Regions from separate parts of the Homo sapiens genome. Here all the other regions are linked to region 1. Evidence: chromatin contacts called from ENCODE Hi-C or POLR2A ChIA-PET data. All regions are on one chromosome and are shown on one strand. The core of a region is the stretch at or near the end of the contact, and the rest is flanking DNA. Distances in the headings are between cores, read along the strand shown.

What was found. A loop is a pair of places that touch in the nucleus more often than their neighbours do. ChIA-PET counts read pairs that join two places held with the same protein, here RNA polymerase II (POLR2A). Pooled maps may share reads with other maps.
Region 2: a map with no recorded cell type shows a loop between it and region 1 (2.6-fold over the local background). The contact joins the promoter of TCL6 here to the promoter of DICER1 in region 1. A Hi-C loop is called at or near these places in 10 of 37 single-sample maps with no recorded cell type and 4 of 50 pooled maps. POLR2A ChIA-PET finds 5 or more read pairs at or near these places in 1 of 52 experiments (OCI-LY7).
Region 3: a loop to region 1 is called in a pooled map, with 2.9 times the contacts of the local background. The contact joins the enhancer-like site here to the promoter of DICER1 in region 1. A Hi-C loop is called at or near these places in 4 of 37 single-sample maps with no recorded cell type and 8 of 50 pooled maps. POLR2A ChIA-PET finds 5 or more read pairs at or near these places in 1 of 52 experiments (T-cell).
Region 4: a map of Calu3 shows a loop between it and region 1 (2.8-fold over the local background). The contact joins the enhancer-like site here to the promoter of DICER1 in region 1. A Hi-C loop is called at or near these places in 6 of 168 maps with a recorded cell type or tissue (Calu3, chondrocyte, endothelial cell of umbilical vein and 3 more) and 10 of 50 pooled maps. POLR2A ChIA-PET finds 5 or more read pairs at or near these places in 4 of 52 experiments (H1, HEK293, OCI-LY7 and 1 more).

Annotation. Positions count from the first base shown.
Region 1 is chr14:95,155,178-95,159,443 of GRCh38, forward strand. DICER1 (dicer 1, ribonuclease III) reads right to left here and starts at 2,352. Exons shown (of 27, transcript NM_177438.3): 1 at 2,053-2,352. DICER1-AS1 (DICER1 antisense RNA 1) reads left to right here and starts at 2,511. Exons shown (of 4, transcript NR_015415.1): 1 at 2,511-2,681; 2 at 3,016-3,057; 3 at 3,699-3,858. RefSeq lists silencers at 1,643-2,002, 2,063-2,522 and enhancers at 2,613-2,712, 2,753-2,822.
Region 2 is chr14:95,650,198-95,654,463 of GRCh38, forward strand. It overlaps TCL6 (T cell leukemia/lymphoma 6), which reads left to right and starts at 1,900. Exons shown (of 8, transcript NR_028288.2): 1 at 1,900-2,029; 2 at 2,180-2,292.
Region 3 is chr14:95,477,883-95,482,148 of GRCh38, forward strand. The region is part of intron 1 of SYNE3 (spectrin repeat containing nuclear envelope family member 3); the gene reads right to left. Among named protein-coding and RNA genes, the nearest start is that of SYNE3-AS1, 36 kb to the right of the region's middle. RefSeq lists an enhancer at 2,348-2,747. Within about 2 kb of position 2,494, at least 11 of the 41 ENCODE cell types and tissues checked have a DNase peak (open chromatin) inside an H3K27ac peak, as active enhancers do.
Region 4 is chr14:95,435,717-95,439,982 of GRCh38, forward strand. It overlaps SYNE3 (spectrin repeat containing nuclear envelope family member 3), which reads right to left. Exons shown (of 18, transcript NM_152592.6): 12 at 4,198-4,266; 13 at 3,896-4,068; 14 at 3,317-3,446; 15 at 1,104-1,265. Among named protein-coding and RNA genes, the nearest start is that of SYNE3-AS1, 78 kb to the right of the region's middle. RefSeq lists an enhancer at 2,841-4,040. Within about 2 kb of position 2,182, at least 2 of the 41 ENCODE cell types and tissues checked have a DNase peak (open chromatin) inside an H3K27ac peak, as active enhancers do; they include OCI-LY7, where a contact is called at or near this core.

The DNA.
Region 1 (4,266 bases), core at 1,102-3,601:
AGGATTAGAAGAGAATGTACGTAGAACCTGAAACATCTTGGCGCATAACAAGGAGGCACTCAATAACACGTTTCCCTTATCTCCTTTGCCATGAGCAAGTGGAAACGTGACCATGACATGGTAGGGTCGCAAGTGAGAGACTGTCTACGAAATATCTACTTTCTCAAATGAAACAAGCACCTCACATGTCAGATAGTGGTAGAGAATAAAACATCCCAACGCCATAAAAGTCACCCTCTCTAGAAGATAGCACTACAAGTACTGTACAACCCACTATATGACAAAATCACTGTCAAATAAGAATCATGAGCCACATCAAAAGACAATGTCTTCTAAAACCAAGACAATAAAGCTCAATAATAGCAAAACAACCTAGCTACCCAACTCACACATTGAGCCACGGGCAAAATACAGCAGAGCAGTCAGGGCTTACCCTTCAAACATGAGATGGAAGCATAAAAAGTAAAGCAGGCCCTTACTAAAAAGGATTGTAGGAAAATGTCTTTTCTCCCCAAATTAAAATGGACTAACTGTTCTCTTCTTAAAACAGCATTTTGGTGCCGTGAGTAAATCTATAAACCTATGTTACCATGATCAATGTTTATAGTGACCATGTTAAAAGCAATCTTTAGTTTTTTGTTTTTTTATCTATTGAGTTTTATGGAATATGCCCTAAAATGAAGTTTTGAAATAATTGTGTATGTATGTGCATGTACACAGCACATATTACATATAATACACACGTGCCACAGGTAGCTTTAAAGTAGACTTTGCAAAATAAACTGGCTATTCCAGAACCTAATTTCCAAAGATATCAATAATATTGAAAATTACTATTCTCTAGGACCTGGCTTATCCCGAACCCATCTTTTAATAAACTGAGTTTTTTGGTGAGGATGTATATTTTTATTTAGAAAACTTAACGTTTACACCAATACATATTCAATATAGCTAACCTGTTTTAACAGCACATTTTTAACAATATTTTCCGAGTTGCTTAAATCCTAACCTGAGTCCTTTTCCACTGTTTGAAAACAAGCACCACGAAGACACCTGACAATCAGGATTGTAAAGATTCAGAATATTCGAAGACAGAAGCATAGGCGTCCAAGTGATCCTCTTTCATCAGATGAATGTTTTTAAAACCTGAAAGTCCTAAGAACACTTACTTATCGTGTAGACCAGTAACGTGTCCCTTTAACCACAACTCTCTCCACAAAAGCACGGAGTTAACACTACACAAATAGGACCCTCCAACTCATCTCCACGTTTCCGCGGATCTTCAGGTTCCTAAGGACACACTCAGTGGTTTGCTGGCTCTGACCTCCAGGCAGAGCCATCAGGGCAACTCAGCTTTTCTGGACAATCTACAGAAATCTGATGTGCTAACTTAAAACATACACTGATTTCCCCAAAATCAAAAACCCTGAAGAAAGGGTCCTCCGCAGGGTCTAGGCATTTTGGCACAAAAACATCTGAGGGGAGAGGCAAAAGAATGGCCTCGGCCCCTGCCCGCCCCCCAGGGCCCCAATCTGGTCCCCTGACAGTAATCACACAGGACCCTCCCGGGAGGGACCGAGAGCCCAGCTTCGTCCCCTCCGGGCGCGGCACAGCGGCCCCATCAGAGGAGGGCCCCAGGGTGCTCCGGCAGGTCAGGCGCGCGTCTCCACCTCCGCTGCTCCCGCGCCACCTTAGCGCGCGTGACGGGACCTGTCAAGAGCCCCAGGCCTCGCCAGGCCGGGGAGTGGACAGGCGCCGGCATCCCCCACCACGCCACGGCGGCCCGGAAAGTCTCCCAGGGCTGCCTCGCGGGGAGGCGCCGGGGTCCGGGCCCAGGAGCAGAGCCGAGGCGGGCAGACGCCGGGTCCACAGGCCGCGCTGTGCGGGACGACGAGGCAGGCGAGGCCGCGCCCTTCGTCAGCGCCCGCCAGGCCCGGACGCGCGGCTCGGGGCCATGGCCGGCACGCGGGCCTCCGCGCGGAGGCGGGAGCGCGGCCAGGCGACCCGCTCCCCGCCCCGGACACAAAGCTGCTCCGCGGGAGCCCGCCTCACCTGCAGCACGGGGCGCCGCGGGCCTTCGAGAACCATCGGACCCCGCTCCGGCGCGCGCGTCACAGCCCAGGCCTCCCGGAGCCGCCCGGCGCCGCCGCCCCCGCCGCCATTTCCTCGCGCTCGCCGTCGCCTCGTCCCCGCTGTCAGGTTACTCCATTCACCTGGGCCTGCAGCAGCCTGCGCCGCGCCTCCGCCTCGACCCCTCCCGCCGGCGCCTGCGGAGACTGCGCAGCGCCCGGCTGGCCGGCAGCCAGCGCACGGCCCGCGGCAACGGCGCACAGCCGCTTGGAGAATCCCACTGGCTCCCGCACCGCCCCTCCGCGCCCCCACGCTCCGCTCGCCCCGTGGCGGCATGAGAGCGAGCCTGTGATTGGACAGGGCCTGGCGGTGAAAGGTTAATCCCGGCCCCCCAGCCACTCAGGAGCAGGGAGACAGCGGGCGCGCGCGCGGAGGCCGGAGAGGCGTTTGCGGCCCAGCGCCTGGACTGGACCTTGGCGTTGGGCCGCAGTTGCCCGGAGTTTTTGGGGCCCCCGGGAACCCGCGCGCCGAGGCCGGCTAAGTTTGGCAGACTCTCTGAGCTCTCGGAATTCGACTGCCTCCATTGTTGCTCCTTCTGGCACCCACAGACCGTAACGTGGCCGTAATTGTTTCCCGGAGAGCTTAGCTTCCCTCTGAGCACCTCCCTCCCCTTTTTAAAGTACCTTCCCACTCGCCTGCGTTTCCTCGCGTTAGTGGTGCAGGGGCCTCCGCATTTGGGGAAATAACAAACACCCACTTCCGCCCCCCACCCCAACCGGGATCCCCAGATAATGAGAAATAGATGGTGGCCCTCTGTTTGTAAGCTGTTCATTTGCATAGGTCGGAACCGCGCACCACAGCTTGAAGCTAGGAATTAAAATATCGGTGGGAATTAAATAAGTGGCTGGCTTAAAGAACATCTTCTTAATTTATCCCCAAATGTAGACATCTCTTCAGTGGACCCCCTGATAGGCCGGTTTGCTCCAGGTGAGGTGTGCTCACAGCAACTGCAACCGTGTTTCTTTCAGACCATGGGCGTGAGCAGAACCTACTATGCGCCCCTGCTGCCTGGGCTGTGCTGTTCAGTTTGGGGCCACCAGCCCCACATGGCTCCTGAGCACTTAAAGTATGGCTAGTCGGAATCGAGATATATGCATTCTTTACCAAATAATGTTCAAAAAATTGTTACATGTTGAAGTGATAAACTTTTTCCATATATTGGGATAAAAGTTTTATTTGTTTATTTTTTAGTGTGGGTTCTACAGAATTTTAAATGTCACCTGTGGCCTGCATTATATTGCCATTGGGCAGGCTGATCTAGGGCTTGCATGCCTGTGATCCTTAGGTGCACCCTGTGAGGTAGGTGCTTTAACTGTGTGCACCCTGTGAGGTAGGTGCTTTAACTGTGTGCACATTGTGAGGTAGGTGCTGAAACTGCTTCCTGTTTTTTTTTTTTTTTTCTTTTGAGACGGAGTCTCACTCTGTCTCCAGGCTGGAGTGCAGTGGTGCGACCTGGGCTTACTGCAATCTCCGCCTCCCAGGTTCAAGTGATTCTCCTGCCTCAGCCTCCCGAGTAGCTGGGATTACAGGGGCACGCCACCACACCCAGCTAATTTTTGTATTTTTAGAAGAGACGGGGTTTCACCATGTTGGCCATGATGGTCTCGATTTCTGACCTTGTCATCCGTCCGCCTTGGCCTCCCAAAGTGCTGGGATTACGGGCGTGAGCCACCGTACCCAGCCTGCTTCCTGTTTTAACAGACGAAGAAATGGAATAACTTCCAACAAGTAAGTAGCCAGTAAGTGAACAACTGAGATTTGAACCCACGTAGTCTGGCTTTGAGGCTGGTGTGCTCAGTCATTACTGTGCTAAAATTTTGATAATATATTTACTATGAATTGGCTTAAGGTTTCACTTGAAAGTAGCATATTTATGGGCAAAATTAGGAAGTAGGATGCTCCTGGCAGACCCATGTATTTAAAAAAGTAGTTTCTTATATGTCAAGCACGGTGAGCATGTCATACCTTTAAGACCCCAGTCATACATATAAGGTTTTCTTTGTAGCTAGGAATTAAAATATCGGTGGGCGTTAAATAAGTGTCTGGCTTAAAGAACATCGTCTTAACTTATCCCCAAATGTAGATATCTCTTCGGTGGACTCCCTGATAAGCCTTTATGAGAAGGACAGCATCTCA
Region 2 (4,266 bases), core at 650-3,149, 490 kb after region 1:
AAGAGTCAAGCAGGTCTGCAGCCTGAGGATCAGCATGGCAGCAGGAGGGTCCTCTGGGAGCTGGTCATGAATTTGATATGGACCATGGGATGGTGCCCACTTTTGTTTGTATCCTGGGGTACAGATCACAGCTCCATGAAGGTTTGAGCTAGGCAGGTGAGCCACGCTGGGAGCAAAGATGGTGGTGGCTAGGTACTTGCTTATCCCTATACCAATCAGCAGGATGTGGGTGGGGCCAGATAAGAGAATAAAAGCAGGCTGCCCGAGCCAGCATTGGCAACCCGCTCGGGTCCCCTTCCACACTGTGGAAGCTTTGTTCTTTTGCTCTTTGCAATAAATCTTGCTACTGCTCACTCTTTGGGTCCACGCTGCTTTTATGAGCTGTAACACTCACCGCGAAGATCTGCAGCTTCACTCCTGAGCCCAGCAAGACCACGAGCCCACCGGGAGGAATGAACAACTCCAGACACGCTACCTTAAGAGCTGTACCACTCACCGCGAAGGTCTGCAGCTTCACTCCTGAGCCAGCGAGACCACGAACCCACCAGAAGGAAGAAACTCCGAACACATCTGAACATCAGAAGGGACAGACTCCAGACACGCCACCTTAAGAGCTGTAACACTCACCGCGAGGGTCCACGGCTTCATTCTTGAAGTCAGTGAGACCAAGAACCCACCAATTCCGGACACAGTGCTGAGAATCATGCCTTGAAATCTAGCAGCTCTGTTAAAAACTGAGCAAGGTGTACTTCGGGGTTGTGTTGAGAAGGTTGGTGTTCAGCTAAATCAGGAGGGAAGGCCAAGGAAAATCAGGCTTGGCACCTGTCAACAGGTGGGACCCAATAGCCAAGCAAATGGTCCTGCAAACTGTACTACCCAACGTTCACAGCAAGGATTCCAACTTCTCACCAGGGCATGGAAAATTTGCCTTCATGTCAACCACCACCTTAGCCCTTGACTACCCAACGGACTCTTCCCAAGTCAACAGCCACTTCCTCCCTGGGGCTTAACAGGCATTCCTTGAAGCCTGCCCCGGGCAGTTAGTCCTTCCCTTTTGTGTGAACTCTCGGCTGTTTTCGTTGTCTGCACACAGAGCAGTGGTCTAGGGAGCGAAGGGTTTTGGAATGGACCTTTTCCTTTCTTAGCTTGCTGTAGGGATTGTGCTTCAGCTAAGTAAAGTGGAAAAACAGAAGTACAAAAGCAACAGCCCCAGATCTAAGGGCACCGTAGCTCTGGAATCTGGATTTTATTCCAGATTCAACCCTCAGCAGGGAGTTGAAGTGGTCAGCCCTGTGCTTTACAAGGCTGATTGGGCAGCACCCATAGTAGAATTGTCAATATAAAGTAATTGAAAGGATCAGAATCCAGGGTTTTCGTTGTTTTTAAGTTTTTAAGTTTTAAAAACAAAGTTGTTTTTGTTCGTTTTTAAGTTTACTTCTCTTTAATCGGTCTCACTTTATTGACCAGGCTGGTTTCGAACTCCTGGGCTTAAGTGATTTCTCCTGTCTCAGCTTCTCAAAGTGCTGGGATTACAGGCGTGAGCCGCTGCACCCAGCCCAGAATCCAGTTTTAAAGAGTTTATTCAAGCCAAAAGCTGGGAATGGCCATCTGAGAAACACAGACTCTAGGAAAATGGGGCCAGGGCCCTGAAGTTAAAAGTTAAAGTCTTGCTTACATAGGCAGAAAGCAAAGACATTTAGTAACCTTGTAGAACATTTTCTTGTATAACTTTTCTTGTTTTAACTTTCTTGTTTAACATTTTCTATGCAAGGCTGGTTTATGAGTTACAACCTATAATTAATTATAGGTTGTTCCCCTGCCTCCACCTTGTTTTCTTTTCTCTACAGCTTGTTTTCATTTCCTTTCCAATTTAAGAATGTGTTTAACATTCTATCCCAGACAATGTGATGGTCATGAAGTCTCTGTCAGAGAGGAAAGAGGGAGTTAATCTATAATGAAGATCAACAGTGAAGAGGAAAGGGGTCTTCCCTGGAACGCTTCAGTCATATACGACATTTTACACAACAATGTAAGTAAGGAAAAAGGCTAATCTATAATCAGAGAAACAAAGGTTGCAGCTGCCTGTTTACATGACTCAGGTCCCATGATCAAATTCCCTTAAGGCTCGAAATATTTTAAAGTTCCAACAGCTTAGATTTTGAATTGCTTATTTTCACAGAATGGACCTGTGTAAGGAGGTATGTGTGGGAGAAGATTCCAGAAGGTCTTGAGACACTCCAGATGAAGGTTGGTGTGGGGCTGTGCTGCTGGAGCACCAGAGAGTGAAAAGAGGCAAGCGATTTATAGTCTCATCAAATATCGACAAGTTTGGGTTTTCCTTTAGAGTTGGGCAGGGCCTGGCTGGACTTCTTTCTCCACCAGTCTCCGGGAGGCTCAAACAAGTTCTGATTTTCAGGTTCTGAAAAAGCTCTCAGGGAAAAAGCAGCTTCCATTCTGTTTTTTTTCCCTTTCTGCATTCTACTTCCCTTTTATTTTTGGCCTGGTAATTTCTGTCTTATCAGCTTTTAGATGTCCTTGAGATTTTTCTTTTCTTTCATTTTTTTTTTTTTGAGACAGGGTGTAAACCAAAAACTCTTTTATTCTTTTTTTTTTTCTTTTGAGACAGGATGTAAACCAAAAATAAAATTCTAAGCCCCGCCCTCCCTGCAACCATCTGAATGGACTTCCTCCTGGGCCAGGGTACTTTTAACCTGAAAGACTGGTTCAGGCCATGATGGAAAGTAGAGGTCAGACAGGACTCATTATACCTCTCTGATGAGAAGCATTTACAATCTATTTTCTCTGAAGCCTGCTACCCGGAGGCTTCATCTGCATGGTAAAACTTTGGTCTCCACAACCTCCTATCACAGCACAGACATTTTCTTTCTATTGAGCCCAGATCTTTAGATAAACTTAACCAATTGTCAACCAGTCAATTTTAAATCTACCTGTAACCTGGGAGCCCCCAACCTCCACCCAACAATTCAAGTTGTCCCACCTTTCTGGACAGAACCAATGTATTTCTTAAATGTATTTGATTGACATCTCATGTCTCCCTAAAATGTATAAAACCAAGCTGCACCCCGACCACCTTGGGCATAGTTCTCAGGATCTCCTGAGGGCTGTGTTACAGGCCATGGTCACTCATATTTGGCTCAGAATAAATCTCTTCAAATATTTTACAGAGCTTGACTGTTTTTATTTGTTAATGATCTCACTCTATCGTCCAGGCTGGAGTGCAGTGGTGCAATCATGGATTACTGCAGCCTCTACCTCCCTGGGCTCACATGATCCTCCCTTCTCAGCCTCCCAAGTAGCTGAGACTACACACATGCGCCACCATGCCTGGTTAATTTTAAAACTTTTTGTATAGATGGAGGTCTTACTGTGTTGCCCAGGCTGGTCTCAAACTTCTGGCCTCAAGTGATCCTACCACCACAGCCTCCCAAATTGGTGGGATTACAGGGATACGATTTTTATTTTATTTTTATAGAGATGGGGGTCACAGTATGATGCCCTGGCTGGTATTGAACTCCTGTGTTCAAGCAATACCCCTGCCTTAGCCTCTCAAAGTTCTGGGATTACAGGTGGGAGCCACCATGCCCAGCCTGGGAGAAGACTTTTAAAACATATTTTGTTTAGGCCAGTCATGGTGTTGAGGTCAGGAGTTCAAGACCAGGCTGGCCAACATGGCGAAACTGTGTCTCTACTAAAAAATATAAAAAACTTAGCCAGGCGTGGTGGCAGGTACCTGTAGTCCCAGCTACTTGGGAGGATGAGGAAGGAGAATTGCTTGAACCCAGGAGGTGGAGGTTGCAGTGAGTCAAGATCATGCCACTGCACTTCAGCCTGGGTGACAGAGTGAGACTCTGTCTCAAAAAAACAAAAGCAAATCATGTTTTGTTGAGTTTGTTTAGCTGTGTATTCACAAGTTGATTGGCATCTCTCAGCCCATCCCAACCCCACCCCGGAATGCTCTTCCCAGGCTTCCTAACAGGTATTCTCCTTTACCTGGATTGCATTTGTAGAAAACACTCTGCTTCAGTGGGAGGCAAGGAACAGAATATTTCTCTGTCTAGGGCATACTCTTCCATGTTATCTGATTCCAATTCTATGGGACCTATTTTACCATTCTGAAAGCTACAGATAACCGATAGAAATGAAAAATAATTCTTGTCTATGGATATGCAAATGCTTATATTTTGAAGAGAGACAACCCTTCCTCACTTCCCCCCAAATCCCCTAGTTTGCTTCCATTTTACACAT
Region 3 (4,266 bases), core at 1,244-3,743, 320 kb after region 1:
AATGGCTTCCAAAAACTCAGCTTTTATTTTTATTAAGCAAAGAATGGGAGGGACAGAGACGAGTCCTGCTGAGTCTCAGATGACAGGACAGTGGGGAAGCGTGGCTCTAATCATCAAGAGGCAGCGAGGCTTTAGAGCACCCCTTCTTGTTGGCAATGCCCGTGACCTGTGAGGCTCAGTGGTTGGTGTCTGGAGGGTATAGCAGATGAAACCCAGGGACCCGGTGGGGTTGAGCAGGCGGGGATGCTCAGACCAACCGAACTGTGGGCTGGGCGAGGCTGCAGGCAGAGTTCAGGAGACCTGAGCCTCCTCTGCAATTCTGCCTATTTTGCTTCAGTTCAATGAAACACAGGACTTAAGAGGCAGGCCTGATGCTATGATCGTAGCATCCAATAAGCAGACAGCAGACACTATCTTACTCTAAAGAAGCTCTCAGAGGAGCTTCTTTACCACCTAATGTGGTATCAGGGACAGTTGAACAGGGAGTCTGTGAGGGACCTCTGAGGTTGTGGGTTGAGAGGGTCGATGTTACTGTGACCCCTGCACGCCAGGTCCTGGGGACCAGCTTCTGCCCTGGGACTACCAGACTGCTCTGGGTCCTCCCTTTTTCTGCCCGTCGGACCCCTCCTCAGCCAGCCTAGAGCACTGCTTCCTGTGTCACCACTCCCTGTAAGGCAGGACGAGGTAAGCCAGCCTCCCACAGCCATTGCACAGGCGCTGGTCACTCCCTGAACCCCTTGCAAGGAAGAATGGTCTGGGGGACACTGTCTATTGGCAGAGGTATACTCTTCCTGTAAAGGGTCAGGTAGAAAATGTTTTTAGCTGTCTCGGGCCACATACAGTCTCTGTTGCATAGTCTCCCTTGCTTTTACGACCCTTTGAAAATGTCAGACCCTTTCTTAGCTCACTGGCTAGACAAAAACACACCACGAGGGCACTTGGCCTATAGGCTGTCGTGAGCCATCCCCTATCTCAGGTGGTCCAAGGCTACAACCAGCAACTGCAGAAAGCCCAGCAGGCAGCAAAGCTAGCTGGCTAAGTGACCCCACCGGCACATGTCTGGGAAAGAGTCAGCCATGAGGCCAGAAGGACCTAGAATTGGTCCCAGTGGTCAAGTCCCCATGACTCACTAGCTGTGTGGCATCTGGCTGGTCACTTAACCTCTCTGGGTGTCCATATTCTCATCTGGAAAATGGGGATAACACCTAGATTTAATTAATTTAAAAACCCATCCAGGTGCAGTGGCTCATGCCTGTAATCCCAGCAGTTTGGGAGGCTGATACGGGAGGATCACTTGAGCTCAGGACCAGCCCAAGCAGCATAGTGAGACCTCGTCTCTACCAAAAAAAAAAAAAAAAAAAAAAAAAAAATTAGCCAGGTGGAAGGATCACTTGAGTCCGGAAGGTCCAGGCGGCATTGAGCTATGATGGTACCACTGCACCCTAGCCTGGGTGACAGAGAGAGATTCTGTCTCTAAAATAAATAAATAAATAAAAATTTAAAAAAATTGCCCAGAACCTGGAGCACACACCATGCTTGGAAATAGTTCCTTTTTACCAAACGCACAGGTGTTGGGTGGAGGGCTTTCCATCCTTGGGAACCTGCATCCAGACAGCAGCTGTCTCACCAGCTCAAGGTTGGGGGAGCATAGGAACTGGGTTACCAGCTGATAGACTAATGAATCAGTGCACTAAGTGGCTGCTGAGTGCAGGTGCTGAGGATGTAGAGACAGACCAAGTGTGGCTCTGGCCTGGTGAGGCTCCATGTCCAGTGCAGTGGGGGTGGAGGGCGGGGATGGACGCACAGTAAGGCAGCTACAGTGAGGCCAGCATGAGTTTTGAGACAGGAGGACAGGGGCCACGGGACCTCAAAGGAGTGGTTGTCACCTGGCTTGAGGAAGGTGGCTGGGAGGCACTGCCTGCTGAGGGCACCAGAGCTGGCAAGGGTTAGGCATTGGAAGGGGCGGGTAGGAGACAGCTCCAGGCCAGGGTGTGTGGAGGAGGGAAGCACTCTGCACTCAAAGGTGGGCTGAGACTGGGGTCACTGCAGAAATGGCAGACGCACACGGCCAAGGACAATGAGAAAAGGTTGCAGGAGTGAGCAGAGCCAGCATGCCTCTCTGGCACGGGAGAAGTTTCGTCTCTGGACTGGTTGAATGGAGATAGGATTAAAAAATAAATAAATAAATAAATAAAAAAGAACTGTGCAGTTTCCAAACAGTATTGCAAAAGAAATGTGCTCAGGGGTAAAAAGAAGCAAAAAAAAGTATTTTCTGTTTCCAAGCCCTGTCTGGGGACATCCCTGGGGTGTGGCTGCAGGCAGCGGGAGAGTAGGGCTCTAGGCGTGTCTCTGAGCTGTCCCCACTGAGTCAGTGAGAGGGCTGGCCATGAGAGTGCTGACCCTTTCTGGGTCATGCTGGCGCTGGTGTATGGAGGAGACAGAAAGGAAACAGCCTTGGGTTTGGGTTTCAGCGTCCATGTGGTTATCACAAATGACAGCGGAAGAGAAGTGATTTTTTTTTCATGATGGAAACCCCCGAGCTGGGGCAGATGATGTGGCAGGCTTGAGACCGAGCCCATGCTCAGAACACAGAACCTGGGTCAAAAGCTATGGGCCTGGAAGACCAGCCAGTCCCCCAGAGGTGGATAAGGTCTGTGGGCATGGCTGGAGACACAGCCTCCCCAGGAATGGACAGTAAGGATGCACTTTGGGAGAGGACAGGAATCTTCCAGAATCTGAGCTCCAGGCTTTAGCCATCTTCTCAAAATGGGACACCTTAATTTGAGTCATAAAGAAAGCTCAGAGTGCTTTGAAGAAGCTGAAATATCATAAGGAAGAGTGTGGTTGACTCAGGGATACTGGAAAACGTGATGCAAACTGAAAAAAAAAAGGCCAGCCATGGAAGAGAAGGTGCTAACACTCATGAAATAAGGACAGGCCCACACCACGTGAGGCCCTTGTCCAAAAGCCACCCCGTTTGGGCCTCCTGGCATCCCGGTCTGAAAGGCAGCCCCAGCCCATCTCAGCAGCAGCAGAAGGGGAGTAGCGGGGCTGCCTCTCAGCTGAGCTCTGTGGCCCATTAGCTGGCGGCCTGGGCAGAGCCTCCTCCCCACCCCCGACCCCAGGCACAGCAGCGGCATCTACCTCTTAGAATGCTGCGGGGCTGACTGGGGCAGGTGTGGGAGCACCTGGTCAGTAATAGGTGCGTGGGGCACAGGAGCGGCTGTTACCTTCCACAACCCTAGATAAGAATGCGCAGACTGCAGTCACTGGCCCAGGACATGGAGGCACTTGCAGTAGTGCTGACATTTAAACCTTGTTCTATTGGATTCTGAAGCCCGAGATTCTCACTAGACCATATTGACTCCAAAATAAAGTTGAACTTCACCTACCGTGGGGCATCCAATAGAACTGCCCCTGGGAGGAAAGCAAGCCCGTGTGAGTCAAGGTCCAATCAGCAGAGTAAAGCCCCTCCGAGTCCAGCTATGAACCAGGAGGGTGTAATGAGGAGGAGGAGCTGAGAAGCTGCGAGGAGACAAAAGGAAGCCCAGAGATCAACCCCTACGCTAGAGAGACAAGGCGGGGAGGCAATGTTAGATGTTCCTAGACCCATGTTGGGGGCCGCTGAGCAGCAGGAACTAGAGCCCCAAAGGAGATACATCTGCTGCAGGAGACACCACCCAGGGCGGAGAGGCTGTCAGAGAAACCCCCAGCCGACTACTTACCTCTGGTCCTGCCAGAAGCCAGTATAGGGGAGCCGGGACAATGCAGCCCGCAGGGGGTCAGCTCTCCTGTGACCCAGGGCAGAGCAGAGGACGGGGAGAAATAGATGTGTGGGCCCCCAGGCCAGGGCTGCCCCTGTGGTCCATCGGGTAACTGTGAATGTCCATCTGGACACCAGCTCCCTTTGCCCGATTCCAGGCCTGAAAGCAATTGGCCGAGATGCAATTTGGTCTCTGGGGGACCAGGCTTGCAGGAAGGAAAGGATACTGGCACCTGGCACTGAAAAAACGCCCGAGGCAGATCGCCTGCTGGGTCAGCACGTGGATTGCCAACTGAGGCTGAGGGCCCTGTGTCCTGGGGTCGCTGGGTCCAGACCTCTCTCCCTCCCTTCCCCTTCCCCGGCTCTCCAAAGCTCAGGGTGCTGGGTGGGGCCCCTACTTGGCTTTGCAATGCCACTGGTGAGGGGCTGATGCCCCATAAGGACCAGGTTCTTACCTCTGTCTCAATCCCTCCAACACCCTAACAGCAGTTTTTAAAATTCTC
Region 4 (4,266 bases), core at 932-3,431, 280 kb after region 1:
AACATATCATGGTAAGATTGCATAAAAATAGGGAAACAGAAGTGAGCTAGGGCCTGGTTGAGAATGGCCTTGAATAATAAACTCAGGGGTTAAACTCTATAGTGAAAGGTTTTCATTAGGGGGAGGACAGGGTCATATTTGTTATTCTGGCTGCAGGATGAGCCATGACCTAGATGGGACCCAACAGGAAGAAAGGAGGATCAGCTGGGAGGCTACAGCCATAGTCAAGGCCAAAAATGGTAAGTGCCTAAATTAAGACAATGGTAGTGCGAGGGAAGAGAAACACAAAATATCTAGGAGGTGGAATCAAGGAGCTTTAGCAACTGATTAGATGTGGGAGTGAAGAAGACAGGAGAGAAGTAGTAGTTCAGTTGCAAAAATGGCTGTGACTTTCCCCATCTCCCTCCCCCCAGCCATATCCATACCCACTGCAATATGACTTTGCCATCCCTTCCATCAAGTAGTGGAGTCTCTTTCCCTTTCCTTGACTCTAGGCTGGTTTTGGCAAACAGAATGCAGGGGAATTAATGTTATGCTGGCTCCTAGTCTTGACCTCAAAAGTCCTTGCCTGCTGCTATTGCTCTTTTCTGCCCTGCCTCTGCTATGAGAAGTCCAAGCTGTGCCACAGGAGTATACGAGATGTGTAGTCCATGTCATTCTCATCTCTAATAGCCCACCAGCCCCTAGAAGTAGAGACACCCAACTGACCTACAACTGACAGCAGACGGACTGGAGGCACTGCCCGGTTGAGTTCAGCCTAACCTGCCATGCTTCTGAACCATGGGTTAAATACATAGTTATTGTTATCAGCCACAAACTGTTGGGATGGTGTGTCACACAGCAATAGCTAAGTGACAGGAGTCAAGTGATTAGTGGTGATATTTTCCAAGTAGGGAACTACATAAGCATGCTGAACACACGAATGAATGCCAGAAAAAGTTCTAAAATCTTTGAACCAAAAAAGTTTAAAAGCGATTATCTATACACAAGGGAGAACAGCTCACAAACTGTGGGTGTGTTCCTTCTTTTGAAGAACTCCCTGGTGGCAAATGCCTCTGTGGGTGCAAACCTTATGGATGAGGGACCTTTCCTGGGGAACAGACCTGCAGCTTCGATTTTCTGGTCCTCAAGTCCTCAGCTGTAGAAGTTCTCATTGCGATGATTCTAACCAGCTTGGAGTTTTCCACCTGCAACCACTGCCCAAAGTTCCTCAGGAGCTGGGAGAAATCTTCATGGCTCCCTTCTTCTTCCTGTAGAAGATTTGCCTGTAGGATCACACACGGCCAAAGCGTCAGAGGTGAAAGAGCCCCCCTGGCCATGTGTCCTGGGAATTCCACCTGAGGCAGAGGGGCAGGGACCAGGACAAGATGCCCAAAATGGCGACGGGAGAGGCCTGGGGGATGAACAATGAATCTCTACTCAACATGGTCACATTTAAGGGCCAAGAACATTCCTCACTGTCCCCTTTCTGGTCCCCTGAGAGGTGACGGAAGCCACCACCATCTCTTACCAGGATGGCTATACAAATAGTCACCCTTCCACCATGCTTGCCCCCTCGGGGCTCCATGACCGGAGTGCTCTGTCTATGATGCAAGCCCATTCAGCTAACTTCTTGGTTATCCACATTGGTGCCTCTCACTACTCCCCAGTGTGACCCGGGAGTCTTGGTTCCACTGCGCATGCTGTCTTCCCTGTCCTCTGAGCCTGGGCCTGCAGATGTGTCTTGGCCCCTCAAACTGGCACTCGAATTTCTCCCTCTGCTCTTCACACATACTGTCTCCTCTGTGGGGAACACACCTCTCTCCCTCCTCTCCTCACTGCCACTCAGCCGTGAAAATTCAGCTGAGATGTCTTATCTTCCAGGAGAGGCTTCCCGGTCCTGGACCTAGGAACTGCTGCAGGCTCCCATAGCCTCTGGCCTGTCTGCCAAGGTGCACCATGTTTTTTTTGTTTGTTTGTTTTTTGTTTTTTGTAAATCCTTATTTAACAGCCTGTGGATGCCACTCCCTTGCTTCTTTCTTTTCAACAAAGCTCAGTTTGTTTAAAGGCAGTAAGGGAAAGTGATGGGTAAAACAATGTAGTTAGTTCTTTTTTTTTTCTTTTATAAAATATAGTCATGGCACAAAAATAGACCCATCTTGTATGATTTTAGTTTCCATTCTGGGGCCAGCAGGAAGTGTTCGGCCCCGATGCTCTCTCCCTTGCAGGTGCTACTGCTAGTGGCTCACAGAGGTGAGTATCTCCCGGGCCCAGCAGCATGGGCCTATCCCGAGAGCTTGTTAGAAATGCAGAATCGAATTGTGGGCCCTAGCCAGATCTACTAACTCAGAGTCTGCATTTTATCTTATTTCATTATTTTTTGTTGATTGATTGATTGATTGAAATGGGGTCTTGCTTTGTCACCAGGCTGGAGTGCAGTGGCACAATCACAGCTCCCTGCAGCCTCAAACTCCTGGGCTCAAGTGATCCTCCCACCTCAGGCCCCTGAGTAGCTGGAACTACAGGAGCACACCACCATGTCCAGTTAATTTTTAAATATTTTTTATAGAAATGGGGTCTTGCTATCTTGCCCAGGCTTGTCTCAAACTCCTGACCTCAAGCAATCCTCCTGCCTTGGCCTCCCAGCCTCCCAAAGTTCTGAGATTGTAGGTGTAGCTCACCATACCCAGCCCAGAACCTGCATTTTAATACAAGGCTGTGTGCCCACTGAAAAGCTCTATGCCGGATTCCAAATTCTCTGAGGGTCAGAAGCGTTACTCACGGCTGTATCCTAGCTCTGAGCACAGTTCTTGGAACAAAGTAGCACTCAGCAAATGGAGGAGTGGATGAAAGAATGAATGGGAAAATGAATAATTTGATGTATTTGAATAACAAGGAATAACTTTCTTTTCCACAAAGCTCAAGTTTGTTTAGAGGCAGTAAGGGATGGATGAAACATGGCAGAAAAGTTTTCCCATCTTGTATGGTTTCGGTTTCCAATCTGGGGCCAGCAGGAAGCTTTCAGCCCCGACACTCTCTTCCCTGCAGGAGCTGCTGCTAGTGGCTCACAGAGGTGAGTATCTGACTGGCTAAGGGATACCCCTACTGCCCTGGTGGCCTGGCTCTGCAGACTCTGGGATCTCTGAGGTCCTCTGTGGAGTAGGATCAAATGCTCTTTGGCCACAGCTGGGGCAGGCTCAAATGAGACAGGACGTGGCCAAGTCCTCAGAGCAGAGCATGTTGCCCCAGACAGGGAGGGGCCTGTGCTGGAGACCCCTACCCACCTCTTGACCTGGGGCCTGGCCCCTTCTCCCACAGCCCTGCTAGACAGACTCACGCGTCGACGATGCCTGGGAATAGGATCCATGGGATTGATGAGAAATCCTGACTTTGGGATGTTGTTGGTGAAAACCATTTTCTTCCCCGAATCCACTTCCATCCTCTGCAGATGCCAGTTTCTGATGAGGCTGAGAAGACAAACTCAGCCCAGTCAATGCAGAGATGTGGTGGGGACCCACCAGGACATGGGAAAAGTAATAGAATTGGGGAACCACGGGTCACGAGTCAGTGCCCCCCACTGAAGTTTGTGAGAATGTTCCTGAGGCATGCTCACATCCGGTTTCTGACTTTAAACTCAGAGTAACCTGTCATGAACGTGCGTACGCCCATAGATGCAGATGGGGAAACTGAGGCTCAAGCCAGTATAGACTGGAGGCTAACTCCCAAGACGGGGACATTTCCTGGCTCCTCCTGCTCCTGCTAGAATAGCCAACTGGGCCAAAGTGTGAAGGTGCCCACGGCCCCTGGCTCCACACTGGGCAGCACCCTGGCCCTCTGCTCCACGAGCACCTGAGTGTCCCTGAGTGAGAAGGGGCAGTGTCCCAGACAACGCTCAGAGCCTAGGAGGCACTCTCACCTCAGCAGACTTTCTTCCAGCAGCCTCAAGGCCCGCCACGACTCTGCCAGCTCCCTGAGCTCCTCCTGCACCACGGCAGCACCCTCCGGAGAAGACTTCTCCATCACCAGCCAGCCCTGCGCTTCCACCAGGGACAGCTGGGCCTCCTTCTCCGGGAATTCTGCCACCAGCCTCTAAAGGACACACGGACACACAGACACACACACGGTGAGGGTGGAGGGAGGTTTCTGCTCCTTGGTGTGGGAACGTTGGCCTGTCAAGGCTGCTTCTTTGGGAAGTGGGTGAGGGAACCACCGCCTTACCTCAAACTCGGCCTCTTGGGACTCGGCATCCCCCGGGCCCGCCTCTCCCCGGTGTGCCTCCAGCTTTTG